6 separate regions of the Mus musculus genome follow, and regions 2, 3, 4, 5 and 6 are each linked to region 1. The links are chromatin loops, found by intact Hi-C in ENCODE. Cell type or tissue: left cerebral cortex. All regions are shown on one strand. Region 1 holds the start of Gm38615 (a long non-coding RNA gene). Region 2 has its middle 37 kb from the start of Gm34468. Region 3 holds the start of Nipsnap2 (nipsnap homolog 2). Region 4 has its middle 83 kb from the start of Gm34145. Region 5 has its middle 77 kb from the start of Gm34145. Region 6 overlaps Adgrd1 (adhesion G protein-coupled receptor D1).

Evidence for each region. A loop is a pair of places that touch in the nucleus more often than their neighbours do. Peaks named below come from ENCODE experiments on the same cell type or tissue, not always from the same donor. Only the 100,000 strongest peaks of a DNase experiment are listed, where the experiment ranks them.
Region 2: it touches region 1 in a loop (7-fold over the local background); 2 of 42 quality-filtered maps call a loop at or near these places.
Region 3: a loop joins it to region 1, with 4 times the contacts of the local background. A loop is called at or near these places in 3 of 42 quality-filtered maps.
Region 4: it touches region 1 in a loop (2.7-fold over the local background); 15 of 42 quality-filtered maps call a loop at or near these places.
Region 5: it touches region 1 in a loop (16-fold over the local background); 14 of 42 quality-filtered maps call a loop at or near these places.
Region 6: it touches region 1 in a loop (6-fold over the local background); 29 of 42 quality-filtered maps call a loop at or near these places.

The regions. Positions count from the first base shown.
Region 1 is chr5:129,058,776-129,063,775 of GRCm38, reverse strand. It overlaps Gm38615 (a long non-coding RNA gene), which reads right to left and starts at 198. Exons shown (of 3, transcript XR_868544.1): 1 at 1-198. In left cerebral cortex, CTCF peaks have their summits at 307 (motif pointing left), 2,011 (motif pointing left) and 4,475 (motif pointing left); DNase peaks (open chromatin) are centred at 299, 2,004, 2,660 and 3,759; H3K4me3 peaks cover 242 bases; H3K27ac peaks cover 711 bases.
Region 2 is chr5:129,454,063-129,459,062 of GRCm38, reverse strand. No RefSeq gene overlaps it. Among named protein-coding and RNA genes, the nearest start is that of Gm34468, 37 kb to the left of the region's middle. In left cerebral cortex, a CTCF peak has its summit at 2,134; DNase peaks (open chromatin) are centred at 1,106, 2,175, 2,744, 3,729 and 1 more place; H3K27ac peaks cover 3,186 bases.
Region 3 is chr5:129,722,095-129,727,094 of GRCm38, reverse strand. Nipsnap2 (nipsnap homolog 2) reads right to left here and starts at 2,020. Exons shown (of 10, transcript NM_008095.4): 1 at 1,874-2,020. The coding sequence starts at 1,950. In left cerebral cortex, a CTCF peak has its summit at 2,089 (motif pointing right); DNase peaks (open chromatin) are centred at 1,231 and 2,041; H3K4me3 peaks cover 2,038 bases; H3K27ac peaks cover 1,432 bases.
Region 4 is chr5:129,388,703-129,393,702 of GRCm38, reverse strand. No RefSeq gene overlaps it. Among named protein-coding and RNA genes, the nearest start is that of Gm34145, 83 kb to the right of the region's middle. In left cerebral cortex, no CTCF peak of the experiment used is centred here; DNase peaks (open chromatin) are centred at 2,463 and 2,663.
Region 5 is chr5:129,382,169-129,387,168 of GRCm38, reverse strand. No RefSeq gene overlaps it. Among named protein-coding and RNA genes, the nearest start is that of Gm34145, 77 kb to the right of the region's middle. In left cerebral cortex, no CTCF peak of the experiment used is centred here; a DNase peak (open chromatin) is centred at 2,015; H3K27ac peaks cover 694 bases.
Region 6 is chr5:129,172,189-129,177,188 of GRCm38, reverse strand. The region is part of intron 15 of Adgrd1 (adhesion G protein-coupled receptor D1); the gene reads right to left. Among named protein-coding and RNA genes, the nearest start is that of Gm46923, 58 kb to the right of the region's middle. In left cerebral cortex, CTCF peaks have their summits at 2,453 (motif pointing right) and 3,537; DNase peaks (open chromatin) are centred at 3,538 and 4,431; H3K27ac peaks cover 1,828 bases.

The DNA of each region.
Region 1 (5,000 bases):
GGGGGGTGGCTACCCGGAACTGCTATACAGAGGTCCCAAGAATGAGGCCGGGTGAGCATCTCTTAGGACCACACTGTCCTGGGAACTTGCCATCCAGAAAGAGTACCAGAGGGCAGTTGAGATAAAAAGACAATTGTGGAGTGCCTGTTGGGGTCCCGTGTTGTGGTTCCCACCCCCGCGAGTCCTGTCTCCCGACTCCAAACCCCACCCCCGTCACCCTTACCCCGTCAACGCCTCCTCCCCCATTCTAGAATTCTGTGACAGAACCTCTGATCCCTCTGCTCTGCTGCCCCCTGGTGGACATTCTCTGTAAATTCGCGCTTACTAGCTGGCTCCCCAGTACTCGCTGTTTTCTGTAGAACAGCCCGAGCAAGGGGGCACCCCATCTTCGCCCTTCCTCAGACTCACCTCCTTATTTTTCTCCTTCCTTAGCGATCCAGACATTCAGTCCTGCCGCCCTTATTTGCCGAAGGTCCCTCTCCCCACCAGCTGACATTCTTTCGGCAAGCTTCCTCCACCCAGAATTTCAATCCTAACTTCTAGAGCTGACTGGCATCCTGCCCTGTGCTGTGTTTCCTGTCCACACAGCGTTTAGCATCAGACTGGCAGGCTGTGTGATTACCTCGCAAACTACAGTGACAGACTGTGACAACAAGGGGACGTGCTATTTTCTTAATCTCCTACCCTCAGCCAATAGTTGAGGTCACCTAGTGGGTGAAGGAGTTTATGACTTAGAGAAATATGTAAGCTACCATCCTGGGGACACTTGGTTTCCTTGGGCTAATGATGGAGAGAAAAGGCCAAAGGGAGAGCAGAGTTTATAGTGGCCATCCCTCAGAGGCCGCTATTTGGGACACATCATGTGCAGAGCCTTTGTTACAATCATATGACCCAAGAACTACAGAGCCAGTATCAATCGTGTGCTGGCAATACACTCTCAGACTCACCCAGATCCACCAAGTCACATCATAACTGCTCTGTGACAAGATCTCAGAGACTCGAGCACACATGCATCAACGTTTGGAAGGCCACTACGGCTCACCTGCCAATAGCCTGTATAAACAAAGCAAGCAGCATCCACGGCTGTGCCTTGGTCTTAGGCCACCATCTTGTCCTCCAAAGACCCAGTAAGTATCCCTAAGATTTTAGAACACCCCACCCCCACCCCCCTAGAGTAAACTCGTTTAACCAGGCTCTGACGTTCAGAAGCCACCTTGGCCAGACGACTTCCCAGCTTGCCTGGTGTGTCTGCTGCTTGGCATCATCTGAGCTGCTGTAGTGGATGTGAGGCTTGGGTACCACTGCAAAGCCATCCTCCTCCAGTTGAGCCTCACTAGCCCTTTTCCTAGTGGGGCCTCTGTAGAATCCATTTGCCAAAGCTTAGGATATCATTTCAGGACATAGCTTGGAATAGGCATTCCAGAGTTCCCAACAGTGTGGATGGTAAGTGAATGGCTTGGTCTAATGTGACCCAGCCCACATAATGTCATTTTAGCTTCATCCTCGATAGCTGGTACCTACATATCTGGGGCTTTGGATGCCTCTCTTTTAGGTAGAAATCCATGAAGTCACATCGCAAATGTGTCTCCAGTTTTTCCTTCCCTCAGTGGCACCAAGAGATACCTCAGACCTCTTTTCCTGGAGTAAAATGCTCCAAAGAATGTGAGGACTTAAATAACAGTAACTCTATAATACCTGGAAAGATTGAACCTGTCTCTGGCCCAGCATCCAGCCCTGTCCAAGCCGAGGCCAGTGGAGCAGCCTTCCTTCATGACGATTCTCAAGCCTGGGTGCGTGGCGGGCATTGTTAACGAGCAGCTGTCTGAGACCCTTCCATTCTTTGTGGTGCGGGGTCTCCAAATTTTTATACATATTTATTTGCATTATGTATAAAAATACATGAATGTGTGATCTATTTATGAAATGGATATGGACAAACACATGCGGACCTTTGGAACAAATCCCTTGTAGGCTTGTGGCCACAATACGGAGCATGGGTGCCCCCAAGTGGCTCATAGGGGAAATGTTTGGAGGTGCTGCTATCCCAATGCCAGCGGTCCCAATGCTTAGGGAACACTAGGGACCTCCAGGTGAAAAGAAAATGACAAATGGGCCGTTTCCCTGCGTTCTAACGGGACAGGGCATGTCTGTGCTTACGAGAAGGCACGGCTCACCTCGTCGAGGACCAGGACTCTGCTTTGTTGGTCTGTCATCACTAAGCGACTGGGAAGGAAGTAGATGCCTAGGGAGGCTGTGGTGTGGGTCAGATGGATAGAAGCACAATATCAAACTGAGGGTGAGGGCTTGGAACCAACCGAAAGATTTCTGTGGGCACACAGAGCTTCAGTCTCCTCCTGTGAGTGTGTATAGCGTCAGTCTGCTCCTCTGTCCACATCTGTGTCTTCATCTTCTTTTTCTCTCCATCCATCTCTACGTCTCTATCATCCTGTCTCTATCTCTCTCAGATGATGACTGAATCAAGGAATGGTGAACAACAGTCGTGCTCTCCCCAGACAGAGGTGCCTGTCATCAGCACCGGCCACACAAAGCAAGTCTGTGGAATGCCAGGCTGTGACAGTTGGGAAAGAGCCCAGTGGGTTTGAGAGCAAGTGCTCACGGATGGCATGCTTAGGGAGCCTGAAATGGGAGGTCTTCCTGATTATCATGGCTGTGGTATAACCATCAGACATGTAAACGGGGCATCCAAGGTCTGAGGGAGGAGGGAGAGAGGAGGCGAGATGGAGGAGGAGAGGAGGGGGGCAGACTGATGTAGGAGAGTCTCACCTTAGGCAGGATCATGGTGCCTCCCACAGCTGGAAAAGACGGGAAGAACTCTCCCAGAAGATTCTGGAAGTCAGCCCTGGAAACACCCTGACTTTTCCATTCTGGCTTCTAGAACCACAAGAGAATAAATTTAAATCATAAAAAGGGAGGAAAAAGTGGATTAGAGCAGAAGGGATGAGCTAAAAGGAGAAAGACCTCAGACTTCAGGAAGCTGGACAGGGCAAGGAGGACCATGGGAATATATGGCTGTTTGGGCTATGGGCATCGAGTACCATCCTCAAGGGGTTTTAAATGAATAACTTGGGCTTTTAGGTGATCATCTGCCAAGCCTTGTTTTCTGCACCTAGGCAACACTGGTGATGACAGATAGAGCCATATTCCACACAGCATCAGAAGCAAGTCCTCTGGAGATGCCGCCTGCTGCCCTGTTGCCAAATTTTGAAAGGAAAGACACATCTCTGTGGGTTTCACACCTGAACTCGTGGTAAGGTTGCCTGTCCTATAACTGGACAGAACAGGCATCTTGACACATCCCTGGGGAACCCCTTAGTGAGGGACCCCTTAAGTGGGGTCTGTGAGTCTCCATGTTTTGGTGACTTGAATCAGACTATTGCTTCAGGTATCCCACTCTGCTCGGCTTAGAAAGTCCAAAAAGAGACCCCAAGACTTGATAACAGTAACTTTCCAGAATAAAACAAGCCTGTGAGGAAACAGAGACTGTAGCGGGCCATGAATAGCACAGCTGGTGTGGGGACCATCTGATCCAGAGTCAGCACTTGACCTGTAAGCCCACTTGTGGCTGTGTATAGAAAAGAAGTAAAGGTGTGCAAAGCACGCCACATACAAAGGCTGCTTGACAATAGCCAATGAGTAGATACCAAATGCTCAGCAGCGATAAGCGAATATGCAAATGTGGTCCACGCTCAGCTACAAAGAGAAACGCTACAACGTGGGTTGCTCTTCAAACACGATGTGTGAGAAGCTAGGCAGAAGGCCACATTTAAATGAGCTGTCCAGAAGAATCCATGCAAACAGAAAACAGATCCATGCTTGGTGTCCTGGCTTGCTTTTCAATTTTTGAGATGTGCAGCGTGACCAAAACAAACTTGGGAAAGAACCGGTTTATTTGGCTTATGGTCCCAGATCATACCCCATCATGGAGGGAAGTCAGGGCAGGGACTCAAGCAGGAGCTAAGACAGAAACTAGAAGAAAATTGCCTACTAGCTTGTTCTGCCTACTTTCTTATACAGCCCAGAATCATCTAGGCCTAGGGCTGGTGCCGCCCACAGTGGGCTGGACAGATTTAAAAAAAAAAAAAATGCTGGTAGATATGCCCCCAGGTCAATCTGATGAAAGCAATTCCTCAATTGAGGTTTCTTTTTCCCAGGTGACTAGTGTTAAGTTGACACAGCTGGAAGGCAGAGTGGGAGCAGCTGGTAACAGAGGTATGGGTTTCTGCTTAGGGTTGTATGTGTTAAAGGATTGCTGGTGCCTATGGTGCTATTGGGGGGGGGGGGGGAGTAGTGGAAACTTTATGAAGCCTGGTAGGAGGAAGTTAGGCCATTGGAAGTGTGCCCTTGAAGGAGATAGCAGGACTTTCTGCTTCCTGACTCTGCTTCTCTGATGCATGAGGTGACTCACAACCATCTGTAACTCCAGCTCCAGAGGATACAATGCCCTCTGCTGGCCTCTGCTGGCCTCTGCTGGCCTCTGCTGGCCTCTGCAGACACTGCCTCTTCTACTGGCTCTCTCCAAGATACTCTGCGGGCCACAGACCTGCAAAATCAGTCCCAAGCAACTGAACCGAAACCATGAACTGAAGCAAACCTTTCCCCTTTCTAAGCTGCTTCCCTCCGGGACTTTGTTACAGCAATGAACAGCCAACACAGGGTGATGAGGCTGAGGAAGGAGAAGAAGAAGAAGAAGAAGAAGAAGAAGAAGAAGAAGAAGAAGAAGAAGAAGAAGAAGAAGAAGAAGAAGAAGAAGAAGAAGAACAACAACAACAACAACAACAACAACAACAACAACATCATAATGATGGTGGCGGCTACCCTACATTGTGACCGCTCTAAGACCACCAAATTCCGTGTTGCAAGTGGTTAAGATGGGAATTTTATGTTATGTGTCCTTTACCATTAAAGGAAGGGCAGCCTCAGAGCTGAGGGGTGAGGGGTGGATTCCTAGGAAAGCTGCTGTCTCACCTGAAGTTTCTGGG
Region 2 (5,000 bases), 400 kb before region 1:
TATAAATAAGTACACTATTGCTATCTTCAGATGCACCAGAAGAGGCCGTCAGATCTCATTATAGGGTGGTTGTGAGCTACCATGTGGTTACTGGGATTTGAACTCAGGACCTTTGGAAGAGCAGTCAGTTGTTCTATGCGCTGAGCCATCTCGTCAGCCCTGGCATATTTTTTAATGACTCATGAGTTGAGCCCTATTGCTCTTCTGAGCTGGCTCTGGCCTAGGGCTCTAGCTGAGAGGTCTATGCTTCCTAAAGGTCACATTGCTTCAGGGAGACTTGGCACCTGCTGTGTTCCTACAGTGACACTCAATGCACTTGGCAGTTCACTGGGAGGATGCATGCTTTCTAAGGTTGTCATGACAACGGAAATAGAAAGTCTCAGTGAGGACAGGGTCAGTCAGGAGACCTGGCCCCACCTCCCATCCTGAAGTCCAGCTTGGCCCTGACTAGGAAGGCTAGGGAGGAGAAGGGACATGATATGTAGGGGACCTTCTGCTGATGGCCTGTGCAGGAATGTCCTTTTCTGAGATTCAGATGGGTAGAGAATGCTCTTGTCTTCTGCTGTCCGTCATGGCACCATTAAAAGTGATTTGTATTTATTGTGTATATGTGTGTTCTCACGACAGCATGAATGATTGTGTGCATGTGTGTGCATACGACAGCAGGAGTGCGGACAGCTATCAGGAGTTCAGCTTTTCCTCCTATGTGGGTTCTGGGGATTGGATTTAGACTGTCAGGCTGCCTTCATCGGCTGAGTCATCTCAACAGCCCTCATTCGGGGAAACTTTCCAATGGCTCAGCCACTGAGGCTGAGAAGCCCGCCTGAGGTCCACTGAGTCCACAGGCTTCTTGACTGGTCCAAGAACAAAAACAGCCTGCTTCCTGGGTCACTGTTTGAAACAGTGTTTCATAGAGTGACAGAGGGACATTTCCCCTACAACACAACTGCATCCCTGTTTCCCCTTCCCCTGTGACTCAGGGGATCCTGGTGGGGGCTGGTGCTTAGTGTAGGAGACTGACCTCAGCATTTGCATATGTGGTTATCCTTCATTGTGTTCCAGAACCCCCCTCCAACTCCTGTCATTCTTCTCCCTCCTGCTTTCTCTGATGAGACAGACGCAGGGAGCAGAGTGGCCCTGGTTGTTCATCCCTTTCAGGGCTGACACCCACTGCTTCCCCAGCTTCCGGCTCTTGGTTAACCCTTTCAGCCTGGTAGTATTGCTGTTCACAGCAACCTTGGCCTGCACCATGGATCTCACCATTCTATGTTCTCAGAGAATGTCTTTGTGAAGTGTGGACACAGTCCAGTCACCATCCAGGGCACTAGGGCTCAGGGGGGTAGCACTTGCGCCCTGCTGTGGGAGGCTGCTGGTTTAGACAATGATATAGAGTGGTCTGGAGTTTTGGGGAGGGAGTAGGGTGTGATTCTGGATACTCCCCTGCCTTCATTCACCTCAGGCTGTTCAGACCCCGTTGCACACCGGGCAGGAATAATAAAGCAGAGTGCAGAGCAGATGGAGTCCTGCAGGATCCCGGTCTGGCTGGGAATGAATGTGGGGGCCAAGGGGCAGAAGGACTTCTCTGAGGATCTTAGTATTACAGCTCTTCTAGGAGAAAGCCTTCTCTGGCAATCTTCAATGAAACAGCTCTCTGAGATGATCTTAGCTTGAGCTTATTTCTTTATTTGGAGTGGACTTGTATGCATACCCTTTATTCGGGGTGATTCAAGGGTTATATAGTTTTGGGGAAAGGGGTGAGACTATCCAGGGCAGGCAAAGGTCATTGGCTGAAGGCTTGAGGTTCTGAAATGCCTCATTAGCATGGGGAAGCATTCCAGGGTTCTCAGGTGCAGGATCTCAGGTGACACTCCTCAGGTGGGCTTCTGGATCCCTCAGAGAAGAGGAAGTCCCACTGGCAAAGGGAGTCTGCCATTTTGCACCGAGCTCAGGGCTGTCTGGTAAGACTTCGACCTTAGCAGCAGGGCCACAGTAGGGAAAGGATTGGGGGTGGTTATGAGGAAAGTGAGCACTTGGCAAGGAGGACGCGATGCTCTGAGGAAGATGGGATGCTCTGCATAGCAACTGGGAGCGCTGGAAGGTGCAGAAGGTAGTTCCTTCCCTCTGGTCCCTAGGGGGAGCCTCTTTGCCAGTGCAGAAAGAAGCCTCAGCCCCTTTCTCCCTTATAACTGGGCCCTTGGCCTCCCTCCCATTCTGAGAATGGTGGCTTTTGCTCTTAGGTCACAGCTGCAGGGGTCTAATGCCTCATTCCGCAAACTGTCTCATTCAGTGGCTCGTGGGCTGGAGCTAGAAATAGACCTGAGTAATCCCAACCCTGCCCACATTGTAGCCTGGTGTCTGCCCCCCTTCCCGTTTGTGGGTGAAGCTAGAAAAAGACCTGTGTGACACCCCCACCCCCACCCCAAAGCCACATATTGCAGCTGGTTGACCTTTATCCGTATACCATCTTGTGTGGAAACCCCAGCTTGGGAGGGGCTACTCCCTATACAAGGCAGCCTTGTATGGCTCTCTGAAGGCCTTTCATGTTTAGACCATCTTCCTCTGCCCCTGACAGTACAACTATGACCTCCTTCTCTCCACTGACCACTGGTCTCTTCTATCCAGGGCAGGTGGGAAGGGACTTATGAGCTCTGACATCCATCCGTCCCTCCGTCCCTCCCTCTGAGAGAGAAGACTCAAGTGAAGTCATGTATTAGCCTAAGAAAGCAAACTATGTGGTGTGTCGCATAGCTAGGGAAACTGAGTGTGTGCACAGCATTGTGTGTGTGTGAAGAGTGAGTGTGTGTCCATACATGCTCTCACATGCTCAGAGCTCTGGGGACACCTGGATATGGTTTCTGGAATCTGGGATGATGTCTCATAAGCATCCCAAGAGCTGTGTGTGTACCACTCCAAGCACCAAGGACATGCCTATGTGCGCTCAGAAGCAGCTACTGGGTGCTCATAGAGGCTCCATTGCTGAGTTAAGCCTGCAGTGTTCAATCACACAAGGGCACTGCCCAGTAGCAAGTAGGGATGCCCTCTTGGGGGCTCTTCCATCTGGAAGTCCAATCATCTCTCTCCCAGAGAGGGTTCAGGCTCTAGCTGTAGCCAGGAAGGAGAGGTCCAGCCCATAGCACAAAGCCTCTGTCTCTGTTTCTATTTCCTCCTCCTCCTCCTCCTCCTCCTCCTCCTCCTCCTCCTCCTCCTCCTCCTCCTCCTCCTCCTCCTCCTCCTTCTCCCAGAACCAAAGGGACCCAGTGTCCACATGCCCTGAAGACACAGCACCACTGTGGAGTAGATTCTTGCTCTGGGGTGGACCACAATAGTCCCTGCTGAGGCTGTAGGCACTGCTGGGGACAACCCCACACTGAGATGCGGATGTCTGTGTGTCAGCCTGGACTTTGCCCCATCCCTAGAGAGTTAGCTTTGCAAGCCATCAAAAAGAGTCCCTGGGCTGTGGATCCCAATCACGTCCTGTGGTCTCTAGCTGCCTTGTCTGGCATTCACCTGCTGTCTGCAAGCTTTGTTTTTTTGCTTGGGGCTGGGGTGCCCTTGCTCAGGGCACTTGATTCTAGGAAAGGAATAGGGCTACAACCATCAAGGGAAGAGCAAACCACGCCCACTAATCAGCATATTCCAGCCCACGTTCCTGGCATTGGCTAAAGTGACGGCCACATGACCTAAGTGTCCGGTTGCAATCTGTTCTGGGTTTCTTTTCGAAGCCGCAGGAAAGAGTCTTAGCAGGCAGGTGCCAGCTGGATGCAGATCTTCCTGGAGTGTGTCCAGGCTGACTGAAGACTTGGGGATGACTAAAGCGTTTTAGTTTCTCTTCAAATTGGAAGAAAAATGAGCTCTTGGGCCAAAGGAAGCATTCTAAAAAATATAACATTGATTGATTCCTGTTCTCACCAGCCACAAGCTGTCATTTGAGAACTGTTTTATGGAGGAAGAACTCACGAAAGCGCTCACGGACCTCAGGCCCATGGAAGCCACAGTGCAGCTGCATCCACTCTTCCACTCACAGTGAGGTCAGCCTGGTCACATGCTGGCAAAGACCTGGACAGAGACAGTGGGGATGAGGGCAGGCCTGCGTGCTGGACAGATGGCACGGGCATGCTTACAGCTCCTTACAGCACACTGCAGCCTGCTGGTCTCACTGTGGGATCAACTGCCTAGCACGCAGATAGGAAAACTGTGGCCCAGAGGGATTTGGCACATGCCAAAGTGACACAGCATGTCACTGCAGAGACAAGATTTGCACAGGTGAAATTGGTACGGTCCTAGTTCTGGCTGCCGAACTGCTTCCTACCCTAGGTCAGGGTATACCTGGAACCAGCCTCACGGTCTGGGTCCTTCTCAAAGAACCTTGAGGAACACACACAAGGGTAGGTAGAGAGGTGTCCACGCTGCAGGGATCACAATCTCTATAGAGGACTGCTCCATGAGTTTGGGGTGGGTCTTTCCCCTCCAGAAGCTGTGCAGCACAGTGTTGAGATGTCTCATGGCAGCTTCCTATGGAAGAACGAGAGACTGCTCACAGCCAGAGAGGTGTGGTTTCTTGGAGGTTTGTGGCAGGTAGATAGGAAAAGTCCCTTTAAACTTTCTCTCTCTCTGTGTGTGTGTGTGCACGCGTGCGCACGCGCACGTGTGCATGCACCTGTGGGTACAGATAGGATATATAGATGTAGACATTTAATTTCTGCCAACGTCATAGCCACAGGCCTCTCTGTCAAGGAAGTAACAGATCAGATCTCAAAATGAGCAATTAGAACGATTGCTTTTTGAGTGAAGAGCCTCTGGCAAAGTAATTTAATTAAAAGTGTCATAACTCAAGACCCAGGCAGCTGGCAGGGGTTGGGGGATGGGTTCTTCCCAGTGCAGAAGGAACAAGATGGGTAGAACCCCAGTAATATCAGCATGAGATTGGAGTGGAAATGAAGGATTGCCCATGATCTAAATAGCCCCCAAGGCTCACTCCAGTGTAGTTCAGTAGTGTGTGT
Region 3 (5,000 bases), 660 kb before region 1:
GACTCCCTCTTCTTCCTCCTCTTTGAATAGCTCCCAGAGAGGATTGGCAGGAAGGGAGAGAGGAGGGTGAGAGTATCCTCAAGGAATCAAGGGGTAGGGAGCATTTGGCTCCAAGTACGGGTACCTGGTAGGTCCAAAACTCTACCAGTTTCATGACTTTGAGCATTGGGTCTTGAGTGAGCACCTTGGGGTTCAGTTGCCTGTTTCCCAAGGAACAAAATACAAACTTTAGGGGCTCGGACTGCTTGCTCAGTAACAACAGATGTGAGAGTAAGATGTCGGTTCATTCCACTTGGAATCATATTACAGGTGGTTTAAATAATTTGCACCTACAAGTTGCATCTGTCCTGAAACAAAAGCATTCACACACTTTTCCCTCGAGATGTGTCTCTTGTCCTCTGTGTGTCTGTGTGAGATACACACCCCAGTACTAAAGATTGCCAGTAAATCAGACAAGCCATATTATATGGTGCTCTCATAATGCTGGAGAGATGGCTCCATGCCTAAGACCACCTGTTCCTTTCCTAGAGGGGCAGAGTTCCGATCCCAGCACCCAAGTGGTGGCTTACAACCATTTCTGTAACTGTACTTCAGAGGGTCAGAGACTTTCTTCTGGTCCCTGAAGGCCCAAGGCATGCACACGGTGCACATACATAGATGCAGGTAAAAACCACACATACGCACAAACAAAAGAAATCTGAAGGCAAGTTCTGGAGCTGGTGAGATGGCTTAAGGGGTAAAGAAACTGGCTGCTAAGTTTGATGAACTACATTCAATTTCCCAGACCCACATGGTGGAAGAAAATCAATTACACACACGTGGCAGAGAGCTCAGAGGTTAAAAAAAATCTTAAAAAAAAAAAAAAGGAATATTTCAATTAGCCAAGGCTGGCCTGCAACTGCACACCTGCAACTGCAGAACTTTGGAGTCTGAAGCAAAAGGTTTGCTGAAGGTTCAAGGCCAGCCAGGAATATATGTAGTAAGATCTTGTCTCAAAATACATACATACATACATACATACATACATACATACATACATACATACATACATAGGGCCTGGAGAGATGGCTCAGGGGTTAAGAACACTTGCCGCTCTAGAAGAGAACTCAGATTCAATTCCCAGCCCCGACATGGCGGCTCACAACCCTCTGTAACTCCGGGTCGTTGGGGATCCAAAACCTTCTCCTGGCTGCCCCAGGCACCTATGTGTTAGCCACACATGAAAGCAAACACTTATACACATAAAATAAAAAAATAAATCCTACAAACCGCTTAAACAGCAAATAAGCATATAAAGGAAGAAAAGAAGGGAAAACAAATCTGTCGGTAAATTCGGATGGCCTTTCGTTATTTAAACGTGGGGATGTCAAGGTGACAGGTTGACACACCGAGCACAGTCTCCGCGGAGGTCAGGAAAAAAGAAAAAGTTTCGACAGCGAACTCCGCCATCTACTACAGCTGGCCACCGTGGGTTACTTTTTTTTTTTTTTTTTTTTGCCACTCCGCTTTCAAATTTAAGGGCTGTCCCGACTGGGGACCCCGGGGTACAGCTTCCCCAGGGAGACCAGCCATCCTTTTGCTTCTCTGCACGACCTGGGGCGAGGCATTGCTACTGCGAGGGGCGCAGCGCGCAGAGGCTGAGGGCGGACGTGGCCCGCGAGCCCGGGCGTCCCCGGCAAGGGCGGCGCCGGCAGGACGGTGACCTTGAGCCCCACGGGGGCCCGGGAAGGCGCCGCAGCCTCGCCAGCCCTCGGTCGCCTGGGACTCGGGAGGCCGGCCCCCCGGCGTCCCCTGCCCGCCCCGGGGACCCCGCGCCCTTCGCCCCACGGCGGCCCCTCCCCGGCCGGGCCCCGGAAAGGGCGGCGCTGCTCACCGGAGCCCCGGCAGGAAGCCGCTCTGGGCGGCTGGCCGCAGCAGGCCTCCTCGCGCGAGCAACACCCGCGCCGCCATCTTGCTCCGGAGCCTGAAGCTCCTACCGCCTCGGTGTCGCTGACGCCGCCGCTACCGCGACCCCTCCCCCGGCCGGGCCGACCAGGCTGGGGCGGGGCGGGGCAGGGCGCTAGGCCGCTGTAGTGCAGGGGAGCGGCCGCTAGGGGGAGCAGCGTGGCGCCTCAGTGCTGCCGCCAGGGGGCGTGCCAAGAAGTTGCTGAAGATATCCGTAGATCCCGCGAGGGGAGTTCAGGGTCTCTGAAGTCCGAGTGAGAAAGGAACCTGGAATGTACACGGGGAGATCCACGGGAAAGGAGTAGATCTGTGCATGTGGGGAATCCAGAGTCTGATTTTATGGTTGAGGGCCACCACAAACATGAGGAAACGTGTTAAAGTTTTAGCAGCATCAGGAAAGTCGAGAACCACTGGTATAGGGGGAAGTGTATTCTGTAAGGATAATAAAAGAGCTATGGATATAAGCATAAACTTCAGCAAGATAAGAGTAGGCAAAAGCAGAACTAGATCCCGAGGAATCAGAGAAATAGGGAGCAGCCTGGGCCTCAGTTACATGCAGAGGCCAAGAGAAGGATACTCTCCAATTGGTGGCTGCCTTCCTGGTTCTGAGTTAGAAGACGGATGGGAGCTGTAATCTTGAAGCTCAGGAGTTGTGGTTTTCTTTATCTTTTAAATTTTTCTCTTCCTAGTCTATGTGCATCATCAGTGTTTTGCCTGCATGTATGTCTGTGTGAGAGTGTGGGTGGAGCCCCTGGCAATTGGAGTTGCAGGAGGTTGTGAGCTGCCATGTGGGTGCTAGGAATTGAACCCCAGGTCCTCCGGGAAGAGCAGCCAGTGCTCTTAATCGCTGAGCCATCTTTCCAGCCCCATGGGTACAGTTTTTCTAACAAGAATTTGGACAAATGACAGGGTCTGGTCTTGTGGGTGGTGGAGGAGCGGTTCAGACTGGGAGAGGCACTCCTTTGAATGTGAATGAGGCTGAGAGCGGTCCATAAAACTGTAGACCCAACTGTGGGAGGCAGATATGTGACTTGCTGCGGGCAGGGCCTCTTCAAGCGTCGGTGAGCCCTGCCTTTTTTATACAGATCCTTCATTTCTCAACTTAGCTGAGACAGGGTCTTTATGTGGCGCCCAGTCCGGCCTCAAACTGATGGTAATCTGTTTACCGCTCTTGAGTCGGGGTTGAACCTGGGAGAATGGAGCCTAAAAACGAGGCGGACTAAAGTCTCAAGCAATAGCGTTTATTCAGAGCATCAGACGATTTATACTCTGAGGGTATAGAAGAACCACAGGAGTTAGGTGTGTAATCATAAGGACAAGCCACACGTGGCAAAAAAATAATAAAAGCAGCAAGCAGTAATGAGTGATCTGGAGTGAACTCACTGCGATTCGCTACACCTGGGAGGGGTGTGAAGCACAGTCTATGAACAAGTTTTGTGTTTTGAAGAAACTGAGGTTACAAGACTCATTTGGAGTTTCTCACAAGCATTCAGAGTTCCCCTCATGCGACTCCATCCTTGGGTCCTGCCTGTTCTGACAGGAATCCTTTTGTAATCTCAGGGTAAACTCCTGGGTTGAGATTACTTGCAGAGCCGTCATAAGCTGTTTAGTTATTGGACCTCATTATTCAGACCAGGATGGCCTCAAACTCTCAATGCTCCTGCCTCTGTCTCTGCGGTGCAGGGATCATAGGTATGCAGTATTGCACTTGACTCAACTTTATAGGTTAGGAGTTTCAACTCTCTCTTGGAATGCAAACTTGGCGTTTATGCATTTCTTTGATGACTCTGCTTTTGTGCTCCTTAGCATTAGGCCATATTTTTCCTGTATTCCCCACCCCCAAACCCATTGCCATTTGGCTCTAAAGTTTCATTAGTTCTTTAGTCCAGTGCTCTCCTCCCTTCCTAAGTACTGGTGACTGTACTTAGGGCCTTGAATATGTTAGGCATGTGTTCTATTAATGAGCTTGCATCTTCAATCTATTTTTGAAATAGGTTCTACCAAGTTGCCTGGGCTTGCTGTGCTCAGCACTTAGCCTCCTGAGTGCTATATTATAAGTGTATGCCATGGGCTGGAGAGATGGCTCAGGGGTTAAGAGCACTGACTGCTCTTCTGAAGATCCTGAGTTCAAATCCCAGCACCCACATGATGGCTCACAACTATTTGCAATGAGATCTGATGCCCTCTTCTGGCTTGTCTGAAGACAGCTACAGTGAGTGTATTTAGATATAATAATAAATTAATTGATTAAAAAAATAAGTGTAGGGGGCTGGAGAGATGGCTCAGTGGTTAAGAGCACTGACTGCTCTTCTGAAGGTCCTGAGTTCAAAACCCAGCAACCACATGGTGGCTCACAACCATCTGCAATGTGATCTGACGCTCTTGTCTGGTGTGTCTGAAGACAACTACAGTGTACTCATATACATAAAATAAATAAATTTAAAAAAAAATAAGTGTATGCCACTACCCAAGTGGCTTTAGGCCCTGCCATGGATCACCCCACTCAGGTATGGGGGGGGGGGTCCCTGGAATGAGGGTTCTTGAAGCTAGGTGGGTAAGGATTTGGTGGTGACAAACAGAAACAAACACAGAGGCAGTTTGAATCTGAGTGTATTCTGCAGCTCTCAAGCAGGGGATTTTATACATTAAAAAAACAAACATTATATCTCTTAGAAAGTATATATCCAGTGAAACAATCACAGAAACCAACAAAAATCATTTGGCACAGTAAAGCACAAAAAATCATCCAAGCATTACAACTCTGAAACTATGTGTTCAGTGGATCACAACAGAACAGATAACATCATTATTAATGTAAATCATCAAAATATAACAATTCTAAAAGGATGTATACAGTGGGGGCTGTCGTCCAAGGCTAGTGACATATTTCCAGGAGCAGGTTAATAAATCTTTAATGGTCAGTGCTCTTAACCACTGAACTAACTTTCCAGCCCCATGGTCAATTATTATTTAACATCTAGTGCCTGATTTTTTATAATCTTCAATGTATAAATTTAAACTATTTTAAATCTTTCTAATTAAGGCTTTCTTTACCA
Region 4 (5,000 bases), 330 kb before region 1:
TGCATCATAGTGACCCCTGAAGGTCAAGTCCCCCTTAAGTCCATTAAGCCTGAGTCAGCGTGAACTTGGGGAAAAGATGGGGCATGAAGGCCAGTGGGGGGGGGGGGGGAGACACCTCATCCTTGGGGGAGGTGAAGGATGAGGCCTGTGGTTTACCCTCAGGACTGGCTGCTGCAGAGGGAGACCTGCTATTCTTCTTCAGACCACCTCCCACAGGAGACATCTGGGTTTCCTCTATATCCCACAATGCACCCAAAACCACCACTTCATGAGGACAGGTGTCAGGAAGCATATGAATGTTTTTTCCTATCTTTTAGGCTCAGGCTTCTGTCAAGAGCTGCAGGATGCAATTCTGAGAGGTAGACACTGGGGCTGAGTGCCAGAGAGTGAGGCCAGCCCCAGGGCCCGCCTGACCCGGAAGGGAGACACTGGTGGCATCTGAGTTTGACAGCCCTCATTCTTCATTGATTCTGTGCTCCTGACTGTTCAGACAAACCTGGGTCAATTCTGCCACTTGCATTAGGGGACAAAGATCATGCTGATCTTTATTCTCAACCCTTGTACTAAGTCTTCATTATGATTTGACTTTATTTATTAAAGTTAGGGTCGCCTTAGCTTTCTAAGCTCTAGACATAGCTCTTTGATTTGCAAAGACTATGCCCTTGAGCAGGATGCTGATGCCTGCATCCGGCAGAGAGTGGCTCTTCTGGGTGCTTGTGTGTGCACCCCTGCGCAGTGACTGTGACAGAGCATGGACACCTTGACTCACAGTCACTCAGTCAGGCACAGCAGTTCACTCTTAAGCATTTTCTTTCTCAGGTTTCTGCTTCAGAGCAGATGCAAAGCCCTCCTGGTGGCAGAAAGGCTGCTGCAATCCAGCCTTCAAAAGGACCTCTTGCCTCTTCTGGCCTTACATTTGATGACCAGGCCTCGTGGGGCAGGGTGGAGCAACAGGACTCTCGTGGTCCCTCCTGACCTAGGGGTACTATCGCACCTTCAGACACAGGGCTAGAGGGTAGGAGAGGCTCCTCATGGGGAATTGAAGGGCTGCTATAAATATTTAGGGCAGCGAGAAGTAAGTAGGTGTCATACATGGGGTCTGGCCTTTACTCTGTAAAAATGAAAGGCAAGCCCACCCAGATACCAGTGGACAGAGTTCACAGTGATCATCCCCCTGGCTGGGTTGAGGATGTGACCTCCCAGGCCACTGGCCCCACAGTGCTAAAACTTTGTTGTGGATGGTCACTTCCGTTTTTCTGGAATTTAAAAATATTTGAGGTGCCAAACTTTTCGAGTTTCCCAGGCACTAACATAATTAAAGTTACTTTAGCTTCTCTATATCTTTCCTGATCGGAGAGCAGAACCCATAAACACGCCAACAGCAAATCGATGAGATAATTATTCTGTAATGAATCCAAACACTGTAAATTAACCTGACAAGTGGCCACAGCTCTCTTGGACTTCTTGGAACCTTGCTGGCTGTTCCTAAGTGAGGAGGCCAGACCATGGGTGGGGGGGGGGGCTGCATTCATTTCCCGTCCTCTTCCATCAGAGTTGGCAGAAGGGCAGGAAGCTCTGAGCCTAGTCTGTCTCCTGAGCCACCAGAGCACCACCAGAAAGGTCCCGTCTTTGGTCTACCCTCAAGCCTGAGGCTTCCTCAGTGTTCAGGGTTGTCAGTCTATCCCTAGCGCTCTCTCTCTCTCTCTCTGTCTCTCTCTGTCTCTCTCTCTCCCTCTCTCTCTCCCTCTCTCTCTCCCCCCCCCCCTCTCTCCCTTTCTCTCTCCCTCTCTCTCTTTGGTTTTTCGAGACAGGGTTTCTCTGTGTAGCCCTGGCTGTCCTGGAACTCAGAGATCCGCCTGCCTCTGCCTCCCAGGTGCTGGGATTAAAGGCGTGAGCCACCACGCCCAGCCTATCCCTAGCTCTTGTGCCCAGCTCATCTTTTGCTTTTACCCAAATCAGCACCTGCAGGACCACGGCCATCACTGTGCATAGAACATCATGCCACTGCTACTCCTATTCTTCCCATTCCCCTTCCCAGAGCCCATACAGGAGGAACCTTCCACCCTCTGACTCTTTCTGCAGAAGTGCTATTGAGGGCTGCCTCTGTCTGGACTTCATGAGCCTGTGGTAGGAAATGTCCCCTATAGAGCCACAGTGGGTAGATAGGTAATACTGCCCACAGTCCCTTTGACACTATATAGAACAGCTTGGTGGCAGGTGACTTTCCTCAGTGACCAGCCGGCCATGCAGGTAGCTCTCTGGCATAAGTCCTGTGCATCTTTGCTGATTCAAGTACCTCTTCAAGTGTTGTGGTCTGCTGTGGGATATGTCTTCACCGCCTGCCAGTGTCTGTGGGTATCTGTCATCTCTTGCTTGCCTTCCAGGGCTGGTTAGGGGAGCAGTGGGTGCAAGGAGCAGCTGCAGCATGCATGGTGAACTTGGCTCCTTCTAGTGCCTGTGGTGGATGCAAGCTGTTGACTTCCTGTGCCAAGCTGCTCTCTTCAGTAAGGAATAGGGAGCCTCTCCCTCAGTATCCCGCAAAGGGGCTGGGTTTCATTCTGTAGACACCTCTGTTACTGACCGCCTTGCCAAACTCCTGAGAGAGAAGGGGGGGGGGAGAGCATTGGGCTTTGCAAGTGAGATCTGGAGCTGGAAACAAAATGAGTCCACAGGGAGCCAGCAATCTGGGCCAGGTGGACATGCAGCAGAGACTCAGCAGGGACTGATATCCGCTTTCTCTCCAGTCAGGCTGGTCTTGGGATTTTGCAAGTTTCTGATAGCAGCAGGGAGGGAAATTCTACTGCTCCTGGTCTCTCCACTCTTGTGTTTGACAAGGATGCTAGTGGCCCTGGCCTTGCAGAGTCCCCAGAGAGCTCCAACTAGACCTGCTAACTCACAGTCCTATTAAGGTTTTGCTGTCATTATGAAGTCCTTGCAAGGACTGCCTCTTTTGGCTGTTCTTGGGTCCCTGGGATATGAAAGTGGGGTTAGGTAGGGTGTGACGCTTCTGTCTCCAGGAAGGGGATTTATTTTCATTTCAGCATTCTGTGTGCAGGGCTGTGGCTTTCTGGGATCTCACACTCCAGTACAGAGACAGCATTTATATGTGTGTGTGCATGTGTATAAATATATGATATATATGTATATGTAAATATAAACATATATGTATATAATATATGTGTGTAAATATGTATGTTATATATATGATGCATATGTATATGCACATGTATATGCACATGTATATGATGTATATATGTATGATGTATATGCAAATGTGTATGATGTATATGTATATGCACATGTGTATGACGTATATGTATATGCACATGTGTATGATGTATATGTACATGTATATGATGTATATGTATATGACATATATTTACATATATATATACACACACAGGGGGCTTGCAGCTATGATCTGGAACTGTATCAGCTCTGCATGGAGCAGATCAAACCTTGAGTTAAGTCCTGGTGAATGTGCACTGTTGACAAGGACATGACCATGTTGAGGACCCTAGAGTCTCAGACCCACACAGTAATGGCAATGCCTTGCCCCTGGGTGAGGCTTGGAGGGAAATGACAAAGCCTTCACTTCAGGTCCATGTGTGGATGTTGACAGTGTGGACAGAAAATATCCGCCTTAGCTCTCTTCCCCCGATACTCATGGTCCGAAGATTGTTCTCCTCCAGAGACTGCTCCCTACCAAGATTAGCTAAACCTGTCACCTTAATCCAATATATGGTAACCCAGTCTCGCTGTTCAGCTGTGTGCAATAACCCCACCTCCCTGCTCAACTCTCTATAATAAACACATTGAGCATCCAGGGTACTGTGGTTTCTTCAGCTGAGAGCCCATTCTACCATGCTCCAACTTTCTGTCTGTGTTCTGTTTTTTTTCACTCTCTCACTACCCTAGTCAGGTCTCTCCCTGGAATCATCTAGTCAGGTCTGTCCTTGGGATCATCTAGTCAGGTCTGTCCCTGGGATCATGCTAGACAGGAAGAGTACAGCTCCTCTACAAGCACAGTGCATGCTCTTTGCTGTTGAGCCGTCTCTCCAGCCCTGCTGTCAGCTCTTGGGTCTTCATCTTCTTTTTCATCCTCTATATTCAGAGGTGGATCAGTTCTGCCATGGTAGGGAGCGGCTTCTGTTGTCCTATGGGAACCCTGTCACATAGCCAGGCATCTGGGGTTTACCATCTCCAACAGCTGTGGTCAGCACCAGCCCAGGGAGACTGCCCATTGCATCTCCAGAAGCTGGGGCACATCCCAGTGATCTGGGTTCCATTAAATCCTCAGGTGATCTTCAAGCATGCAAACACTTGCAATTATCTACTGTAAATCTAAAAGGCTCTCTTTTAAAGAAAAAAAATTAATTTTTTTGTGTATGTGAATGTTTTGACTGCATAAATGTCTAGGCATCACCACGTGCACGCCCAGTACCCACAGATGCCAGAGGAAGGTGTTAGCTCCCCTGAAACTGGAGTTACAGATGGTTGGGACCTGTCATGCGGGTGCTGGGAATGGAACCCGGGTCCTCCAGGAAGAACAGCCAGTGCAAGCTCTCTAGCCCCAGTCCAGAAGGTTCTTCATACTTAACAATTGTAGGACAGATCCGGACAATATTGTAAGCCTCTTGGAGGAAGGGAAGCTGGTTCTGTTGTGACATCCCCTGCCCTTGGAACTTTAAACCTTGTTCTGGGTCCTTGAACACTGTCGAGGAGAGACAGGGAGCAGAGAGCTCTGCACGGAAGATGTATCTCTCTGCCTCCTCCCAACCATTTGGATTGTGGCTCTCAACGACGATCGATCGTCCATCAGAATGAGGATATAAACGCGCTGCAAGAAAAACGAGTGTCTCTCTGTGCTTGTGATACACGCTCCATCTGCTAAGACCATCCTCAGCCTCTAACTCAGAGAGCTTCTGTCTTTGGCCAGAGGCCATGGCCATCGAAACTGCCTCTGAGTGCATTTGTCCCCATCAGCCATTTACTGACTG
Region 5 (5,000 bases), 320 kb before region 1:
CTCTCCTCCCCACCCCCGTGTGTGTGTGTGTGTGTGTGTGTGTGTGTGTGTTCTTTATCTACGCACTGCCGACCAAGGCCTTACTTTGTATCCATCCTCCCTGGCCAAGCTTAAAGCCCCAGGGTATAGGAAGAGTCTGGGGAATGGTGCCTGATACCCTCATAAGCCTCATAAGGAGAGCCCTTTTCCCTCCCTGGGATGACAGCATTTAGAGGAGATTTAATCAGGAGAGAAGAATGGGCCTAAGAGAGTCTCTCCAGGGAGTTGGACTCTCAGTGCCCCCTGCTGGCAGCTCAGCAGCTCTGTAGTAATTGGCTAGGCGGCTCCTAGCCTGTTGGCGGCTATGGACGCAGCCACACTAGGGCCCTGCGGCTCGCTCTCTCTCTCTCTCTCTCTCTCTCTCTCTCTCTCTCTCTCTCTCTCTCTCCTCCCCACCCCCGTGTGTGTGTGTGTGTGTGTGTGTGTGTGTGTGTTCTTTATCTACGCACTGCCGACCAAGGCCTTACTTTGTATCCATCCTCCCTGGCCAAGCTTAAAGCCCCAGGGTATAGGAAGAGTCTGGGGAATGGTGCCTGATACCCTCATAAGCCTCATAAGGAGAGCCCTTTTCCCTCCCTGGGATGACAGCATTTAGAGGAGATTTAATCAGGAGAGAAGAATGGGCCTAAGAGAGTCTCTCCAGGGAGTTGGACTCTCAGTGCCCCCTGCTGGCAGCTCAGCAGCTCTGTAGTAATTGGCTAGGCGGCTCCTAGCCTGTTGGCGGCTATGGACGCAGCCACACTAGGGCCCTGCGGCTCGCTCTCTCTCTCTCTCTCTCTCTCTCTCTCTCTCTCTCTCTCTCTCTCTCTCTCTCTGCCTGCTTTCATGGGTCTCCCATGGATCCCCATGACAATCCTAATGGAACGGCCATTGTTTTCTCTCTCCCTGTGTACTTTAGACAGACACTGGCCAGGCCCCTTCCTCATGAGCTGGGGTCTGGGGTCCACAGAGTCTTTCTTGTCATCTGGCCCTTGTCAGGAGATTGACTTGGCCTTTGCCAGGGTATAGGCCACAGCTGCTGTGGCTGGTGCCTAAACTGGGAGGAGACGGGGGCAGGCCAGGTGGGATGGTGGCTTTTCTGTCCCATACTGGTGGAATGTTGATATAAAGGCTGGGGCTTCAACAGCCCTGGGGGAACTCTGGGGGAAGTTAAACACAGAGGGCACACTAGAAACAGGACAGACCAGGCTGGAACCTTAAACTTATAGCATTCCCAAAGACCCCATGGCACTGGTTCTGCCTAGTGGCAGATATTGATCTGGACCTCTGCCGTTCTGAAGGATGTAGGGTAGGGATGCCATGGTGCAGAGCCCTGATCACTGGGCAGCAGGGCTCAGAGTTCCCCTGCCTTGAGCCCAGCCAGATGTTCCTAGTGAGGATATCCATCCAGCCCCTGCCATCAAGGCCACTGACACAGAAGGAAGCACAGGAAAAGTCAGGGACTATGATGGTTTGTATATGCATGGCCCAGGGAGTGGCACTGTTGGGAGGTGTGGCCTTGTGGGTGTGGGCTTTAAGACCCTCATCCTGCCTGCCTGGAAGGATTCTGCTAGCAGCTTCAGATGAAGATATAAAACTCTCAGCTCCTCCTGCACCATGCCTGCCTGGATGGTGTCATGTTTCCACCTTGATGATAAAGGACTGAACCTCTGAACCTGTAAGCCAGCCCCAATTAAATGTTGTCCTTTTTAAGAGTTGCCTTGGTCATGGTGTCCGTTCACAGCAGTAAAACCCTAACTAAGACAGGGACTTTGGCAGATGGTGTTCTGGGTGAAGCTACTGCACACTCTTCAGCCTCCAGGGACAGTTGAGCTATGGACCATCCCTGGCTGCCTGAGAGCTTCTTCCCAGGGAACATCTACCTAATGAGATGGACAGCTGGATAGCAGGAGGTGCTGGCAGAGGGGGACATCTGCCTTGAGATGATGCTATCTATTTCTCCCGAAGCTTAGCTAACATCTATGGAAACTGGAGGCGTCAGGAGGAGACTTGGCTGCGTGTATGGATTACAGATGCTGCTCAGCTCTCTCCTGGGCGGCATCTTCTGACTCAGCCCAGGCTACCGCACACTGCAACAGTGGCCCGGAAGTGCAGGCAACTTGTGGGCGAGAGTGATCTCCGTGGAGTCCCCAGTCAACAACTGTCATGCAGAGACCTGGTGGCCTTCGGTTACACATTTTTTCCCCTTAGACTGGGTCTCTCTGTGTAGCTCTGGCTGTTCTGGAACTCGCTCTGTAGACCAGGCTGGCCTCGAACTCAGAGATCTGCCTGCCTCTGCCTCCCAAGTGCTGGGATGAAAGATGTGCACCACCATGGCCTGACTTACACCTGGCTTTTTTTTTTTAATTAAAAAAGCAGCCACAAACCTGTAAGATTTGTTTCTTTAATTAGCTTCCAGTGTTTAAGAGCCATGGCTCTACTCAGGCCTAACTTTAGATATCTGGTTCTGATTTTTTTTTCCTGATCTGTCTATATTTCCCCAGTATGCAGCTTCAGTCATTTCAAAGGTATCTGTTGGTTTTTTTTTTTTGAAAATAACTTCTTACTGCAAAATATATTTATGTAAAAGAAAATTTGTCTTTATATTTGCTGTAGAAAAAACTAGACTTTAACCAAAAAAAGGGGGGGGGGGACTGAATCTATATAACACCCGAGGGAGGAAAAACCACCACATTTCTGTCAGTCAGTCAGTCAGTCAGCAAGAACCCCTAAGCATGGTTGGGTGCAGGGACATTAGGTGACAGCTCTGGGTGTGCCTAATGCTTGCTACTCTTCAAATGGCGATAATCATCTCCATGACAACTCATTGTTGATGAGTCATATCATTCAGTGATATGACTTAATTACTAATTAATTAATTAATTGTGTTTCATCTGTATGTAAGTCTATGCTCTACATGATTTCCCTGGTGCTTGCAGAGGCCAGAAGATGTCGGAGCCCCTGGACCTGGGGTTACAGGCTGTTGTGAAGGGCCACATGGTTGCTAGGTATCAAACCCCGGTCCTCCCCATGAACAGCCAGAGCTCCTAACTGCTGAGACATCTCTAGCCCCAAAGCCCTGTCTTTAGGGCACGCTTTCTTTATGTTGTGAACTTGACAGATGAGTCTGTTTTGTCCAACTTGAATTTTCTTTTTCTTTCTTCTTCCTTCCTTTTTTCTTTCCTTTCTATCTTTTTTTCTTTTTAAGGTTTACTTTTAAGAGTACAGACAGGGCTGGTGAGATGGCTCAGTGGGTAAGAGCACCCGACTGCTCTTCCAAAGGTCCGGAGTTCAAATCCCAGCAACCACATGGTGGCTCACAACCATCTGTAGCAAGATCTGACGCCCTCTTCTGGAGTGTCTGAAGACAGCTACAGTGTACTTACATATAATAAATAAATAAATCTTAAAAAAAAAAAAAGAATAGGCAAGAATAATAAAAAAAAAAAAAGAGTACAGACAGGGTTTCTCTGTGTAGCCTTGGCTGTCCTGGAACTCACTCTGTAGACCCAGGCTGCCCTTTGAACTCAGAGATCTGCCTGCCTCTGCCTCCCAAGAGCTGGGATTAAAGGTGTGCACCACCCACTGGACTACATCCAAGGTGAAGTTCAGCTGTCTGGCCACCCAGGGGCCACTTTTTTTTTTTTTTTTTAACCAGGGAAAAAGGTGCCAGAGACTGTAGCTGACTTCCAGAGGTGGGCAGAATGGCTGGTCCAAGACAGGCAGTCATTACTGACTGTTCCTAGGGCTGAAGTGCCGTGTGTAGAGACACCTTTCACCCTACAGCCATTAAGGACTCAGGTAATCCATATTCTGATAGCTGACTAGTGTGGAGTCCTGGAAGCTGGGTACACTTAACACTTGTAAATGGCGACAAACTCCAATAAGACTTTTCTGGGCATGCAGGCCACTTTGAACACACCATGAAACAGCAAATGAGCTGTCATGAGCACATAGCTACCCTCCAAGGGAGCCTGAATCCTTTTTCCTCCCAACTATGTTTGTGTGCTATAAGCTTGCAATTAAAACGAAGGCAGGTGTCACTGCACAGACTACACACAGGAAGTGAGCGATAGAGACGGCCCTGGAGGGGGCCGGGCTGCTTTTAATGCTGAGAACTGCGATGCATCTCTAAGACATGCACTTTCTTCTTGAAAACCAAAATTGACTTTGATGTCTTCTGAGAGCCTTAATGCAATTTTAATTCACACGAACCCTCTTTTCAGCTTTCCACGCCCCTCAGAGAGCATCAGGTGGCACAGCGGGAGAGCTGAGGGAAAGCTTGAGCTGGCTGAATGGTTATAAGGGATGGCTTAGCACTCAAGCATATCCCACAGAGTACAGTCATGGCGACATCTGGAATCCACGTTGTTGCAAGAATTTTCTCCTGGGGGTGTCTTGTTAGGGTTTCTCTGATGTGAACGATCACCATGACCAAGGCAACTCTTATAAGAACAACATTTAATTGGGGCTGGCTTACAGGTTCAGAGGATCAGTCTGTTATCATCAAGGCAGGAACTATGGCAGCGTCCAGGCAGGCATGGTTCAGGAGGAGCTGAGAGGTCTTCTACCTCTTCATCTGAGAAGACTGGCTCCCACAAAATTAGAAGGAAGGTGTCACTGCCCACCCCCACAGTGACACACTTCCTAAAATAAGGCCACACCTACTCCAACAAGTCCACACCTCCTAATAGTGCTCCTCCCTGGGCCAAACGTTTTCAAACCACAGGGGTGGGGAGCATGGCAGGTGAATTAAGCAATATATACTTCTTCATAAGGTCTCAGTGACAAACCCAAGTTCAATTCCGACTAGGTTCATCCTGGGGAACCAACTAGTTTATTAAGCCTCTTACGGACCAGACCTGAGTCAGAGTATGGGTGATCTGAAAGTAGCCACACTGGAAGGTCTTCACCCAGCATGGATGATGGCTTCCCTGCAGCTGCATAGATGGAGCCTCCCTCTTTCAACATTCCCCAGCCTA
Region 6 (5,000 bases), 110 kb before region 1:
GCCTTACTGGGGCTGAGCCCAGGCTGTCAGCATTCTGTGTCCTATGGAAATGGATACACAATGCAGGTACAGGTGGGCATGAACATCCCAGCTACTGTGGAAGGATGGAGATGCCATGACCCCCTCACGGAGTTAATTAGACATCGAGACTAGGCCTTCTGCAGCTCAGGTCACCCCATGGGAGAGTCCGATAAGGAATCTGGGCCTCAGATACTTCCTACCAGGACCCAGGAGTCTCTCTGTCTCCCATCAGCCACCTGGCTTACCAGGGAAATGAGGTGCACAAGTCCTTCACAATGAATAAAATTCAGGACTTTTTCATCAAAAGCCAGGAGACTCCTCAAGGTTGATAGATTGACTAAGCTGCCAATCACAACAAGGAGCTACCTTCCTGGCTAAAGGACAGAGTCTAGTCCCTGGAGTCCTGGTGGGAACTGCCACCACATCAGGATGCAGCCACTCTCCTGAGAGATACCTGTAGCCCACAGAGACAAAAAATAGGCTCTTTCCCCATTATCTGTACTGGCTGTCAGGAACTAAGATTAACCTATGATACAAAGCCAGGCAAGGATGGAGGTAGGAAATCCAAGGACCAAAGACACAGGGCCAGGTGTGGTATAGATTCTCAGGACTGAGTCCTTCATGTCACACCAGATACCAGGAGATAAGGACCCCCTCCCTTTGCTGGCAGATCCTGACCCCAAAGTGCTGGGGGGCAGTGGTAACTGCTGGCAAAGTCCCCTTTATCCCCTAGCTCATCTCAGAGGCTTGAAAACAGCCAGATAGGCTTTGACATTGAACTTTTGTGGGTTTCAGGCCCAGCAGGGGGATTTAACTAACCTACAGCACTCAAAAGGAGAATTAAAGGGGTGTGTGGAATGGCTGGAGAGACAACTACCACTGAAGCAGGTCCCCACGGAGGTCAGAATCCTGAGGGGACACGTGAAAGGGGCTGGTCTGTATGCACCTAGTTGGAGCAATCTCCAAGATGCACCTACTCATTTGTAAGAAAGGAGCAATCTTCACCCTTTGTTCAGAGAACAAAGAGGTGCTTGCTGCAGGCTCAGAAGGCTTGTCGGTGGTGATGGAAACCACCAATGGAGAGGGAGGTGGCTCTGTGTGTGTGTGTGTGTGTGTGTGTGTGTGTGTGTGTGTGTGTGTGTGTGTGTATAATCTCTACAAAAATCCACAAAGAATTCCTCCACTATCTTATGCCTCTTCCATCTGGTTCTTGGACTCCTTTGGGGCTCCCTGCCCATAAGGAAACCAAAACTCAGACTATGGTACACTTCCACCTTCAAGCCTAGGCTGCCCATGCTGGCCAGTCCTTTGCTTCATTTTTTTGGGCACTGTCTCATCTAACCTGTCCCTGCACCTAGTCACCAAGCCTACCCCTTACCCCATGGAGCAAGACCCCCATTCTGAAGGCAGCCTCCTCCTCAAATAGGATCCCAGAGGAGACAGCTCCCCACCCCCAGCTTCAGAGCAGCTGATTCTTAATGAAGATTCTGGAATAAGACTGGTGGACCCCAGAGTAAGGACCTAGGGTGGGGCTCCCCAGACGTTACCTGGAAGCCTTTTATCTGCTCTGTCCCAGAGTCCCTCCTCTCTCCTCCCCTCCCTGACTTTCCTAGAAGCAGTTTACACTGTCCTTTCTGATGTGACTTCCTAGGCTCACATCCATGGCCCAAGTGGCCCAGGAGCCTCCCCAGAGCCTTAGGGAAAGATGTCTCATGGGAAGCAACCGACAAGAAGGCTGACACAGGGAGTGAATGAGACAATGGGAGACAGAAAGGGAGACAGGAATGAACACTTGAAGCGGGAGGCAACAGGGGAGAGAATAAGATAGGGATTAGGAAGATGAAGAGGAAAGAAAAGACTCTGCCCTGAGGTCTCTAGCAATGGCATCCAACATCTTCCTCAGCCATTCTCTCCTTTATTACTGAGGTAAGGTCTCTGGCTACAACCAGAGCCAATGGGGTTATCCTAGTTAGTCAGCTTGAACCAGGAATCCCCCAAGCCCATTCAGTTTTTCTGTGGGTGGCTAGGGACCCAGACTCTAGCCCCCACTTGCATGATAAATGCTTTATTAGCTGAGCCATCTCCGACGCTGATGTTTTAATGGAAGAGGTCCACACTTCCAGAGGGAGTGGCTAGGCCTGCTCCCCATCCTCCTGTCTCCACCCCAATCTGACGTGAGCCATCACAACCAGGGCATCCCTGAGGTCCTCATGCTCAAAGTTCATTCTGTGCCAGGTGTGGAGGGCGGGGGCTGGGGGGGGGTTCAAGGATGAAGGATGGTTCAGAAGCAGAACCATCAGCTGAGTACTTGGAGTTAGGAACTCAAGGCAGGGCGCTGAGCCTGGGTTCTCAGACTGAATGGTACCCACTCCATCTCCTTCTGATAACTGCCATGGGCCTCCAGGAGCTAGCAGCCCTGAGCTGGACTGCAGATGGCAGAGCTGAGGCTCAGCAGACCCACACAGCACACGGCAGGGAGGAACCCTAGTTGGGTGGAGGGGGTGAGTACTGCAGACCCACAGCCCAGGACAGGGATACAAGTATCTGCTGGACATTGCTTGGCATGCACAGACAGGCTGAATGTCCTGTAGAAAGAGCTTGCCTGTGCCCAGTCCTCACAGACCCCTCCAACCCTAGGAAACACCCATATGGTTTTGGCTATGCTGCACTCCTGCCCCCCCCACCCCCAAAGCAGCTCACACAGTGGTTCCACCAGTCTCATCACCCCTTGCTTTCATGCCTCCATACAGGTCACCTTCAGGGCCATATCCGACTGCCACTATCTTGAATCCAGACAAGAGATGGAAAGGGGTTCCACGACAGAACACCCAACACCGGCTTCAGGACCGAGTCTGTGCTGTCTTTCCCACCATGGCCAGATTTAGAAATACCAAAAAAAAAAAAAAAAAAAAAAAAAAAAAACCTGGCATTGGCTTCAGGACTGGATCCTCTGAGTCAGTGACCACAAACTCAGTGCCCCTGAAGTGCCTGGGAAAACTGCAGGAGGCCAGCTGAGGTTCCCACTCGGAGGAGCATGTGGGACCACTCTGCCCAGAGACCATTCGTTCCTCCTTCATCTGAGCCTGCTGGCCTAGTCAGGTCATCCTTCCCCCCATAGATGAGAATGAAAAGCACAAACTGAAGGTGAATGTCTACCAGTCTTGGTACAGGGAAGATGGCAAAGCAGGAATGAGCTAGGCCCACAACCTGTCTTCCTGCAGGGGCCGGGTCACCTCTGTTTCCTCCAATACTGTTCCTAGTCAAATTCAGCTCAGTGTGGCCGGGTCTTCTCCTTTTTAATTAAATTTAATTAACTTAATTTGTACATGGATGTGTACACATACATGTTGAGTGCATGTCTTTGCACATGTGTGAACATACATGAGAATGATGTCCGAAATCTTCCTCCATCTCCCCTCCTACCTTATTCATTGAGGCAGGGCCTGTTAATCAATCCTAGGGCTCTCCCATATGGCTAGTCTAGCTAGCCAGCTTGCTCTGGGGATTCCCAGCTCCATCTTCCAAGGCTGGAACTGCAGGTGGGCCACCGCACCCACACAACATTTATGTGTGTTTCTGGGAACCAAACTCTGGTCCATCATGCATGCAAGGCAAGCGCTTTAATCACTAAGCCATATCCCTAGCCCTGTTTGACTTTTTTTTTTTTTAAAGAAAAAAGAAAGAAAGGAAGAAATTGAGACTTTCAGATAAGGTATCTGAGCATAAAATTCTGATTAGATCACCAAGTCTTCCACATTTAAAATTCATAGACTTGAATGGGACCTGCTGAGTGGCCAAGGCCAGTCTCAGACCACATTCCTAGGGTCTCCTGGGACATCATCCTAGAGCATCCATCCTAGCATCCTGGGGTTCCCTGAAGCATCATCCTGACATCTCCTGGAGCATCATCCTGGGGTCCCCTAGAGCATAATCCTGGGGTCCCCTAGAGCATCATTCTAGGGTCTGCTGGGGGTATCCCTCCTAGTATTGGTCTAGTAATCTAAGTTACTACTCAGGTGTGCCTCACTGTCTATTGAGACACAGAAAGACCCCCCCACACACACACACACACTTAACCAGAAAGACAGAAGCCTCCAGCAGTGAGCCCCAAGAAAGAAACCAGGAGTGGAGAAGGCCAGGAGAGTTCTCAGAGAGTAGAAAAGATGGGAACACAATAGGATAAGACTCGAACCACAAACTGAAAGACCACAAGAGAGAACATAGGTGTCTTGGTGTCCAGGAGACGCAACCATTTCTATCACCTTATGAATTCTGTAAGTGTGCCTGGGGCTTGGCCTTACTTGTGAGATCTGCCTTAATTTCGTTAATGTTCATGAGACTGTTCCTTTTAAACGGGATAATTTTAAACCATTTTCAAATCAACCTTCCCTAGCAATGAATAGATGTGATTTCTCTCCCACGAAGACACCCACAGGCTGTCTAAATTTGGTGTCACCAATACTGACTGGTGACAGATTTATGATATAAATGAGTCTGGATTTCCTTCTTCTGATTTTCTCTTCCCTTTTTGACTTTGTAGATTGGACCTCTCTTGAGACGAATGCCAGGCATGAGTGGCCGCTCTCTGGAAAGTATGGGCCCCTTTGCACTGCTCAGTAGACCCTCCCAGGTAGACCAAAGAAAAGCAAAATATCTCTCAGTTCAATGGTCCAGCATGTGGAGGACCCAGAGGAAGACGCTCCACCCTGGTGTCATTTGAAGTGTCCCTAATGGCATGAGAACTCCTGTCTTCCACAGGGAGGCTGGGGATGCACCTGTGCCTTCCCTCTGAGTGGTCTTTGTGACACTTGGGTTCCCAACCAGCACCTTGGATGCTCACTTGCTCAACTGTCCACTAATAAGTTACCTCCAAGGGCAGCATCACTAGCCAAGGTACCTTCTCTTCTGGCTCTTGGTGTGCTTGTCCTGCAACTCTAGAGCAGCATCCCAGGGCAGCTCACAGCTTCCCCTTTATGGTC